Regions from separate parts of the Homo sapiens genome. Here region 1 is linked to region 2. The links are chromatin loops, found by intact Hi-C in ENCODE. Cell type or tissue: OCI-LY7. All regions are shown on one strand. Each heading gives the region's core, and the rest is flanking DNA. Links, peaks and the distances in the headings are about the cores only.

Region 1 (5,332 bases), core at 1-5,000, 100 kb before region 2:
TGGAAGAGAGAGAGCCTCCACTTCGCCTGCAGTGGGTTGAAATGCTGCTGGAATGACAATGGGATTCGCAGTGGGAGGAGGAGAGAATGCGCAGTTTGCCAGGAATGAATGAATGAAAGGGAGAGAGAAAGAAAGAGTGAACTTCGGGCTTTAAACTGAAAAATTCCAGTGTCTCAGCAGAAGCCCTGATGCCTTTACTCCCAGACCTGCTACAAAATGCTGAGCAGGCACATTTCCCCACACCAGTGCCCTCTGGCCCTCAGCCTGGGTTCAGAGCTAGGGGCCGGAAAGCTGGAGAGTTGGAATTTGGGAGAGGAAGTGACTTCAAACTGGGGCAAGCCCTGGGAGGCCAGTCTACCTAGCCAGCTGGCTTTCCTCCCCCCATCTCATGTGTCTCCCCTGAATTCAGACATCGTCCACGCCCCCAAGGAATTTTAAGAAATCCTCAAAACCCAAGGAATTTTAATTGCCCTTAATTAAGGAAAAATGTTCTAGAAGACCACTGCAGTGTGGCTCAATGTGATATGGGTCCCTGAGCTCAGGAGGGTAAGGCTCAGCCTTGTTGCTGTCTGTGTTCCAGCCCTTGGCCTCGGGACCCACACAGAGCAAGGGGCTGGCAGATACCTGTTGGACAAAGGGATAGGACCAGCTGCATTCAGGGAGCCCTTTTTCCTGCCTTTGCCCTGTTCGGGCATGGACTTACAGATGGATCTTGTGATGTGCAGGGGTCGCAGGAGAGAGAGGCATTTGAGCCCTCGCTCAGTCTCCAGGGACAGGCGGAATGAGGTTGGAGTCCCAGCTCTGTGATGTCTTAGCCAAGAGACCTTGAGTGAGTTATCTGTAAAATGGGATTCCCCGTGGTGGTAGCTCACTGGGGGGGCTGGCAGATTAAATAAAGTCTTACATGTAAAGTGCTTGTCATATAGTCAATGCTCAGTCCCCATGCATCTTGGAATTAGTCTCATTGCTGGACAGGCCTGGTATTGAATGGACCCTGGGAAGCTGTGTTGGCCCTCGCTATTTAACTGAGCCTTCACTCACTCACTCATTCATACAAATACTTATCTAATGCCTTCCACGTGCTACCCTGTGCTAGGGGGTAGGGCAAGAAGAGTAAGTAAAAGGTAGCACAGTTTCAGTACTTGGAGCTTAGCCAGCAAGCAAGCAACAAACAAAAAAGCAAACATGCAAAATCAAGATCAAAATCATTTTGGGTGCAGATAAGTTGATGATCAGAGGAGGCCTCTCTTGGGAGGTGACATTTGAGCTAAGACCTAAATAACAAGAAGGAGCTGGGTACACTTAGACCTACAAGGCAGGAAGAGGGTCCCAAGGTAGGGAACAATAGCAAAGGCTTGGAGATGGGAACAAGCCTGGCCTGACCGAGGGGCAGCGGGGACGAGGATGGCTGCAGGGGGAGGCCTTGCGGGAGTTCAGGTTGCATTCTAAGAATTCTGGGGAGCCACTGGAGAGGTTATTTCACAGTGTTGGGAACAGGAAAAGCAGGAAGTCGGCCTGGAGGATTGGGGCTGGAGCCCAGAATGTGTGCTGGGTGTCACTGGCTCTCACCAACCTCTCCTTGGAGGCTGGATCTGGCCCCCTCTTTGCCTTGCACATGCTGCAACTCTGCATGACAGGGCAGGTCTTGCAGAACAGTGATGCAGCAATACCTAACTCAGCATTATTATGTGTGGCCCACCTTCTCAGAAGTGCATGTCTCCCCCAACCTCAGGGTTACCCCTGCATGGAGGAGTAGACCCCCTGCTGCTCCCCACACACCTGCCCTGGCATGGAGCACATGCTGCTATAGCAGCCAGGGACCTACTGGAGTCAGAGATGCTCTTCCCAGGCTTGGCCTGATGGGGGCAGTATCAGGAGAGCTCCATGGTGGGCCGGTCCTCCATCCCCCCAGGCTGAGTCCACCCTCTCAGCCAAGATGCCCCTGGTCCAAGCTGTGCCATAGGCCCTGCAGCCACCCTAGGGGTGGAATCTGGAGTCCTAAGACTGTGATAGCATGACCAGCCAGTTCACAAAGCACTGCACCCTTGGGGTCAGACAGCCAAGAGCTCCCTGTGTTATGGAGCTTGAGATTCTCCCCATTGAAAGGGAGCTAAGAAGTTAAGAGGCATTGAATCCAGCCTCATACATTCACTCAGTAAATGTTTGTCAAGCTTCTATGATGTGCCATACATTATATCAGCACAGGGTTATATACTAAAGATGGAGGACTCTGTGGCGCCCAAAGCAGAAATGATTCTGGCCCTCATGGACATCTGTATTTCTAGGGGGGTGAACAGACACAGAACAAATCAACCTACAAATACATAATTCTAAACCATGACAAGTGACAGAAAAGACAGAAACAAAGCATGGGGCTTATGTTCCAGATCCAGGAGTGGCCAAACTGGATCCGACGGTACAGAGATGAATGGCTCAGCTAAGATCAGAATCATAAAACACCATTTTGAAGGGCACTGATGCATTCCCAGAATGCCTGTATCATATATGAAATTCATTATTAACAATAACTGCCAAAATAAATCAATATGAAAACGATGTTGTGGAGAAAGTCTGTCTGGCTAGTATTGAGACTCGTTGGCGAATCTTGACATAACGAAAGTTGTTAAATGTAGTGGTCTGTTTACTGTGTTTGTAAACACAAAAATGAGAACAGATGACATGTTTGTGGAGCTTCTTCTGTGTCAGGCACTGTGGTGGGCACTGGGGGCCCAAGGATAAGCACCCTGCTTGTTTGGCATTGCCTGGAAGTAAAGCACTCCCACCCACACACCGGAAGCCCCTCACAGTGACTGCCTGCACTGTGCCAAGTGAGGGATGGCTGGGCTGCACATTCCTGGGCTGTCTGTTTTGTTTTGCTTCAAGATTTGACCTTGTCGCCAGATTTCTGTCAAGATTAACCTGGCAGAGTTTCTGATGTAGTTCATTCTACAGCGAGTTAGGCTTCCGCATTTGATGAAGTCAATATACCTGCATCATGGTGAGGCAGGCACAGAAGAGGAGGTTTGCGTGGCAGAACAATCCCTTTTTAGATTAGGAAACATAGAATTCATGTTGGAGAAAAGAGTGCTATTTCTGTCTCCAATCCGATTTTGTACCCACTTTCAGTTTTAAGCTGTGCCCCATTCCAGAGCAAAATCCTCCTCTCCTTCCTCTCCTCCTCTCCCCCACTGCCCCCTTCTTTTTCTCCTCAAGTCCTCCCTCCTCCCTCCCTTCATCTCCTACCCCCCTCCTCCTCCTCATCTCCTACCCCCCTTCTCCTCCTCATCTCCTACCCCCCTCCTCCTCCTCATCTCCTACCCCCCTTCTCCTCCTCATCTCCTACCCCCCTTCTCCTCCTCATATCCTACCCCCCTTCTCCTCCTCATCTCCTACCCCCCTCCTCCTCCTCATCTCCTATCCCCCTCCTCCTCATCTCCTACCCCCTCCTCCTCATCTCCTACCCCCCTCCTCCTCATCTCCTACCCCCTCCTCCTCATCTCCTACCCCCCTCCTCCTTATCTCCTCCTTCTTCCTCTTCCATCTCACGATCTCTTCCCCATCTTCCTCCTCCCCTCTCCTCCTCCCAGTCCTCATCTTCTCCACTCTCTTCCTCATCCCTCACCGCAACTCTTCCCTCCTCCTATTCTTCTTCCTCCCCTTCCTCCCACCTCATCTTCCTCTTCATTCCTTCTCTCTCCTTCCTCCCTCTCTTTCTCTCTGCCTTCTCCTCCTTTTAAAATCAATCCAGATTTACTTGGCTTTTGATTTGTGATTTAGTAGTGATCAGGAGATTTGATGTTAAAGGAAAATCGGATAAGCCCAGAGCCACTGACCTAATTGATAGGAGTTGCCATTGCCTCTGTTTTTCTGTATAAAATGGGAACAGTTTTTTGTACAATACAAGTACAATACAATACAAGTATTTATTTGGGCCCATATCTATTTTCACTAGTCTTCTGAGTTCTGTGAGGAACAAGAAAGGAATGAGTAGGACAATGTCCTCCCTCTTAGCAACTTCCTATCTCAATGGAGACCGCCTATCGAATGGGAATTTTCTACCCCAAGACACCTGAGACAGACCACAGTACACGCTGTGAGTGATTGAAGCACAGGCTCTAAATGCTGGCAGAGATCAGGCTCAGTATGGGCTGGAGGGAGGCTCCACAGACAATGTTCATCTTTTTTTTTTTTTTTTTTTTTGAGACAGAGTCTCACTCTGTCGCCCAGGCTGGAGTGCAGTGGCGTGATCTCAGCTCACTGCAACCTCTGCCTCTCGGGTTCAAGAGATTCTCCTGCCTCAGCCTCCCAAGTAGCTGGGATTACAGGCGCCTGACACCACGCCTAGCTAATTTTTGTATTTTTAGTCGAGATGGGGTTTCACCATGTTGGCCAGGCTGGTCTCGAACTCCTGATCTTGTGATCTGCCTGCCTCGGCCTTCCAGAGTGTTGGGATTACAGGCATGAGCCACCGCACCCAGCCTGACAATGTTCATCTTTAACAAAGTTCTGAAATTTGGGAAGATCTAGAATTGGAGGGCTAGGTACTTCTAATTCTGATGAAGGGAGAACAGTCATGATCATAGTACCAAACTCTCTCCCCTAATTCCCTGTTCCCATGGGGAAGGGACCAGCCTTTTCATGTCCTGCTCTTCTTCCCCTTTATTGCAGTCCCCTACCCTGAGCTGGTTTTGGTATCGGCCCTTTCTTCTTCCCTTTCCTCTCAATCTTGCTCATTATGTGGGACCTCAGCACTCCAGGGAGAAGCAAATGTCCTAGGCACAACAGCAAAACAGTGCATGTGGCAGAAGGCCATGGATGCTGACCTGAGCCTGGATCCCCGCTCCGCTCAAGATTCGTGGACTTAGGAGATTCAATCGACTTAGGAGATTCAATCGACAAGTTGAGCGAGGCGTCCAAGTTTGCTCCTGAAAATTGGGGGTGATAATCCTACTTCACAGGACTGCTGTTAGGATTCAACAAGGCAATGCCTGGGTAAGCAGTAAGGTGCAGATAGAGATGCTCCCAAAATATTAGCTCTAACTTTTTCTCAGCTCTTTTCAGCTAAGCACGATGGCAAATAAAACCTTCAGGGGACACAGAAGATGAAAGAATTCACACTCTGGAATCTGTTCACCGTGGGCTTGGTCTCTGTTTCTGGTTCCAGAAGAGGTATATTATGAACAAGTGAACTGTCCTCTCTGAGCTGCAGTCTCCTCATCTGTAAAACAAATATCCAGAGCCCCCCCTCCACGGAGGGCTGTGCTCAGCATGAAACTAGCAATGCATGTGAAATGTTGAACCCATTGGTGGCGTGTAGAAGGTGCTGGCATCA
Region 2 (5,312 bases), core at 313-5,312:
CCAACAGGCCAAGAGGTTTATTAAGCACCTATTAAGTGCCTCAGGGTTAGCAATTATAACCTCATCCGATCTTTGCAGTAACTGCGGGGTGGCAATTACTACCTACAAGTTGCAGATGAAAAGCTGCAGCTTAGGGAGGCGATCAACCAAGGTCACATGGTCACATGGTGGGGTACGCGGGAGCCCAGACTCAGTTTACTGCACCCCGTAGGCTCCTGAGCAGAGGAAGGGTCTCAAGGAAGAGCCTCTGCTGCTTGGTGGGGCCTTCCTGGCACTGCCGGTCAAGCCTCTTCTTTTCCCTCACTGGCTTCTTATCCTTTGCTTCCCAGGGGCGGTGCCCCAGGCATCCAGCGCAGGCCTCTCTGCTCTTCTCCTCGGAGAGCTCATCTGCCTCAGAGCTTCCGGGACCCTCCGCCCCCGCCACCGGCCTGCTTTATTTCAGGTGCCACGTTCCTCAGTGCACCCGGCCTATTCTTGCTCAGGTGCCCAGCAACTAAGTACAATCAAGCAGGGTCCCCATTAAGAATTGATCATTGTTTGTCAGAACCTTCTCATCTCTCCTGTCACCTGCTCCTGCTCATATTCCCCAGGGCCCAGCCTAGCTGCTGAGCTGACTGACTCTGCTTCCATCTCCTGCCCTCCCACACATCTGCAGTCAAGTCCAGCTGGTCCTAGCTACCACTGCACTAACATTCAGACCTTCAGCTCCCCACAGGCCCGTCACCTCACCCAGTCCAGCTGGGACCTGCCCCGGCCCACTCCATGCCTCAACCTGGTCTTACTTAAAGCTGTCTCCCACCCTGGCCGGCATTCCAGCATCTCCAGTATCTGATCATGAGATGATTCCTTACCAAATGCTGTTTCCGCTTGTGACTTTCCTTCTTTAAACACTGTGTTTCTTCCTGGCACTTACAGAAAACCTAACTTATCTTTCTCCTACTTCTTCAAAAAGTAGCTAATGAAAATCTGTTGTATTAATCAGGGCTCTCCAGAGAAATAGAGCTGATAGGGGGTGCATGTATTCGAAAGAGATTTGCCTTAAGGAATCGGCTCACGCAATTATGGGGCCTGGCAACTCCAGAATCTGCAGTGCAGATTGGCAACGTCTGGGGACATTTTTGGCTGTCACAATTCAGGGACTGCTAATGGCCTTTAGTGCGCAGGGACTGAGGATGCTGTAAACATTCTACAATGCACAGGACAGCCGCCCACAACAAAGAATGACCTGGCCCAAAATGTCCGCAGAGGTTGAGCAGAGCTGTTGCAGCAGATTCCCTGTTCCCAGGACCACACCTGCTGCTTGGACCCCTTCCCATGGCACAGTCCTGGCTTGGATTCTCAGCTCTGAAGTGGACAAGCTCTCCAACCCAAGGCAAAGTATATCACGTAGCCACACCTCCACCTTCAGCATCCAGAACCACAACATCTAGTATGGTAGCCACTGGCCACATGTGGCCATGGAGCACTTGAAATGTGCAAGTCCATTTTGAGAGGTGCTATCAAGGTAAAAGACACAGCAGATTTCTGAGACTTAGAAAGGAAAAGGAACATAAAACATCACAGTAGGCCGGGCGTGGTGGCTCACACCTGTAATCCCAGCACTTTGGGAGGCTAAGGCTGTTGGATCGCTTGAGCCCAGGAGTTTGAGACCAGCCTGGGCAATATGTTGAAACCCTGTCTCTACAAAAAATACAAAAATTAACTGGGTGTGGTGGCAGGCACCTATGGTCTTAGCTACTCAGGAGGCTGAGGTGGGAGGATCACCTGATCCTCATGTAGAGGCTACAGTAAGCTGAGATCGCACCACTGCACTCTAGCCTAGGTGACTGAGTAAGACCATGTCTCAAAAAAGAAAAAAATCACAGCAATCACTTTTATATTGATTCCATGTTGAAATAATATTTTGAATGCATTATATGAAATAAAATGTATGATTAAAGTTCATTGTACCTGTTTCTGCCTACTTTTATTAATGTGGATACTAGAGATGTTAAAATAATTATGTGGCTGACTCTACAGTGGTGAGGAGAGACCAGGCCCATCATGAGATGGGTGTGGGATAGATGTGGAATTACCTTCCTGTTGCCAGGCACATAGGGAATGCCCTTTGCATCTTCTGGGAATCTGAATTTTCTTTTCTTTTCTTTTCTTTTTTTTTTGAGATGGAGTTTCCCTCTTGTTGCCCAGGTTGGAGTGCAGTGGTGCAATCTTGGCTTACTGCAACCTCTGCCTCCAGAGTAGCTGGGATTACAGGCACGCACCACCACACCCAGCTAATTTTTGTATTTTTCGTAGACTGGGGTTTCAGCATGTTGGCCAGGCTGGTCTCAAACTCCTGACCTCAGGTGATCCACCCACCTCGGCTTCCCAAAGTGCTGGGATTACAGGCGTGAGCCACTGCGCCCAGCCTGAATTTTTTAAATCTGTGAAGCCCTCCTTCCCATGAAGCCCTCTCCGATCTGGGTTCCAGGGACTTTCATCTCACTGATAACCAGGTCCCGTCTGTCTTTTCATCTCCTTAGCTCCTCGTCCCAGCATCTGCACCAGAGCCTGAGAGGTCACAGTTGCTTATAGCATTTATGTGTAAAGGGAACAGTAGTTACTGTACTCTCTAACCCAACACGGGGAAGTGTAGCTAACGTTTCTTTCAGGCCTGAATTTGGGGTAGTCCTGTGCCTTTTTTCTGCATTCTTCGTTAATCAAGGAGGTAGGAAATTTGACCACCCTTCCTTATCAGCTCCCCACAGCTCCCTGGCATAATTTTCTGCTCATGGCTCTCACTTTGCAAACATGTTCGTTGTCATAGAAAATTCAGAGGTGAGTTGGAAGTTGGTGCTGCCTGGTTACCATGGCAATGCCAGCTGCTTCTGCCTCCACAGTGAGGCAAGAGTGGCCATGGAGCTGACCAGATGGAGTCGGAGCCTCTGAGAACAAAATATCTGGGGCCCATCCCAGTCTCCTCTAATGCCAACCTTCTCCTGGCCCTCAAGACTACCCTGTTTTCCCAGGGGTGCCATCCTGCAGCCAACCTGCTGGTACAATGGATGGAGCCCCCTCCGTGGAGGTGGAGGCCTGCGCTGCCCTTGCCAGCCACTCCTGAGGCAGTGGTGACCTGCTAGGTGACACTCAAAGTCACTAGTGAGTTGCTTCCTGTACCCGCCTTCAAGATGCTGGCCGAGAGCCCCACCCGGTGGGCCTGTGTTTCCTTAGTGACTGTCAGCAGAAATTTCCCATTGTGGAAAGAGCTATCTTGGAGCTAATGTAACAACGTCTTTTCTTATTTGTGGATGATGAAAGAAAATGACTCCCAGGGACCATGTTCCTGAAAAAGAGGAAAAGGTCAACAGCTTCAGCGTCTTCAGGGCCTTTGCCACTCCAGGCTGCATGCAGGTGGCGCATGGCGAGGTTGCTAAATGGCTGGTGTAGCACTTCAGGGGACACTTGGATCAGCTCGTTTGATCTTTACCAGCATCCTGTGAAATAGATAGGACCACTATGCCCACTTCATAAATGAGGAAGCTGAGGCTTGGCGAGGGCCAAGAAGGTGGTGCCAAGGCGGCACTGCTGGCAGGCGCCGGAGCCGGGCTTGGGAGGGAAGAAGCATCACGGCAGGGCCTGAGGTCTTACACGGCTCCACAGCTCTGCTGTGAACAAGTGTGAGGGTGGAGATCTTCCCCAATTTACATAAACTGAGGCTCTGGTGGCAAAGCCAGGATGTGACACCTGTTCTGTCGTGTCCCAGACTTTGCTCAGCTGTATCAGACACAGGGCTGTCCTGTTATGCGTGGGCATTTTGCAAGCAGGAAACCCCCTCCTGAGTTCCCAAGCACGGCCAAAACATGATACGAGGGGTCCCACAGGGTGGGGAGACCCAGATTCCAGCCAGAGCTTGGAGTGGAGGTCGTGACATGAGCGCGGAAGAGGCAGCTGCATCCACACACCCGGGCAGGCCCCGAGGTGAATCAGAAGAGAAGCAGGTGACGCTGAGAGGGGCTGAGAATGCTTACCCTGCTGTGGTGGCAGCTTTTTCTGTGCCATGAGGGCCCCAGCAGTTGCTCAAGGACTTTTGTCATAGCTCCTCGGCCCACACAGCTGCATCCAAGCCCCTGCCCACCGCAATCCCTTCCAAATAAGGACCCGAGGCCCAGCTGAAAAAGCATGGCTCTCTTCCCAAAGAACCACCTGGATGTTCTGGGGAGGCAGGTGTGTGGGGGAGAAGTTTTCCGAGGATTGTCAGAGGGAGGTGATCTGAGACATAGCCTGGCATGGGGGCCTAGAGGCGGTTCACTTCCCTAGGGATTTATACCCCAAAGAAACGCAAAGGTGCGCAAAGAAAGAAAGGTAAAGTCAGGAGCCCAAATTTGTACCCCTGATGTTCCCAGGTTACTCAGGTTTCTGATGTCACTCTGTGCTTTAATATCCAAAATGATGCCTCACGTTCCTGTCTCACTCACATATTTTTTTTGGTGGTGGGGGCGCGCACCTGGTTGGGCCACAGCCAAGCCTGTTTCTTCCTGTTCCTCATGGTCTCTCTCAGCTCCAGAATGGAACCGCCTCTTCCTTTATTTCCCCCGGGAAGAAAACAGGCTTTTAGTTTCCCTCACACCTTAGTCGGAAGCCCACGTCACCATTCTCAGGTGCATGAGCTTTGAGAAATTTGCTTCACTTCTGGGAGCCTCCATTTTCTCCTCTACGAAACAGCAAATTACACCTGTTTCTCCTGGCTGTTGGGGGATTACATGAGAGATGGAGGTAAAAGTCCCAGCTTAGCACCTGGTCCACGACCAGTATTCAGCCTGGTTCTCTCTCATCTCCCCTTCACCCTCTCCAGAGTCAGCACGTGTGTGGTCTGGAGACAGCTGAGCTGGTGGTCTCTCCCCAGGGCCCTCCTGCCGGCCTGGATGCTGACTGCCCCTCTTTGCCTCAGAGCCGTGAGCCATGAGCCGTGCCGGATTGCCCCAACCAGCCTGCGCTTCTCATTACAGAGCCGGCCTGTAATTAGACTGTCGCTTGGCTTTGGAGAATGTGCCTGTCAGCACCCCTGGCTCTTCTGCCTCTGCAGAGGCCCCTTTATTTGCTGGCGAGACCTCATCTCCGTGCACAGAGCCATCCTTGGAAATGAGGTGATGTCTGTTCTTCCTGTGACCCTCTTTCACTTGGGGTCAGCTGAGACAAGACCTGCAGGACATGGATGGATGGAGAGGCAGGTGACAGAACACAGACTTAGTCCCGGCAGGGAGGGCAAGGAAGGGATCCAGAAAGAGAACTCTGCAGCGTCTTCTGCTAGGCTGCCAGGCCACTGCACTGCAGAT

The links. Hi-C counts contacts between places; a loop is a spot of excess contacts. Peaks named below come from ENCODE experiments on the same cell type or tissue, not always from the same donor. Only the 100,000 strongest peaks of a DNase experiment are listed, where the experiment ranks them.
Region 1: a loop joins it to region 2, with 5 times the contacts of the local background. A loop is called at or near these places in 2 of 110 quality-filtered maps.

Annotation. Positions count from the first base shown.
Region 1 is chr5:173,628,034-173,633,365 of GRCh38, forward strand. No RefSeq gene overlaps it. Among named protein-coding and RNA genes, the nearest start is that of LINC01863, 12 kb to the right of the region's middle. RefSeq lists enhancers at 228-1,049, 4,898-5,332. In OCI-LY7, for the core only: CTCF peaks have their summits at 1,883 (motif pointing right) and 2,104; a DNase peak (open chromatin) is centred at 1,838.
Region 2 is chr5:173,730,421-173,735,732 of GRCh38, forward strand. All of the region lies in intron 1 of LINC01484 (long intergenic non-protein coding RNA 1484), which reads right to left. Among named protein-coding and RNA genes, the nearest start is that of LINC01484, 13 kb to the right of the region's middle. RefSeq lists an enhancer at 3,519-3,628 and a silencer at 4,059-4,118. In OCI-LY7, for the core only: CTCF peaks have their summits at 3,318 and 3,523; DNase peaks (open chromatin) are centred at 3,171, 3,701, 3,961, 4,831 and 1 weaker place; H3K4me3 peaks cover 2,590 bases; H3K27ac peaks cover 3,031 bases.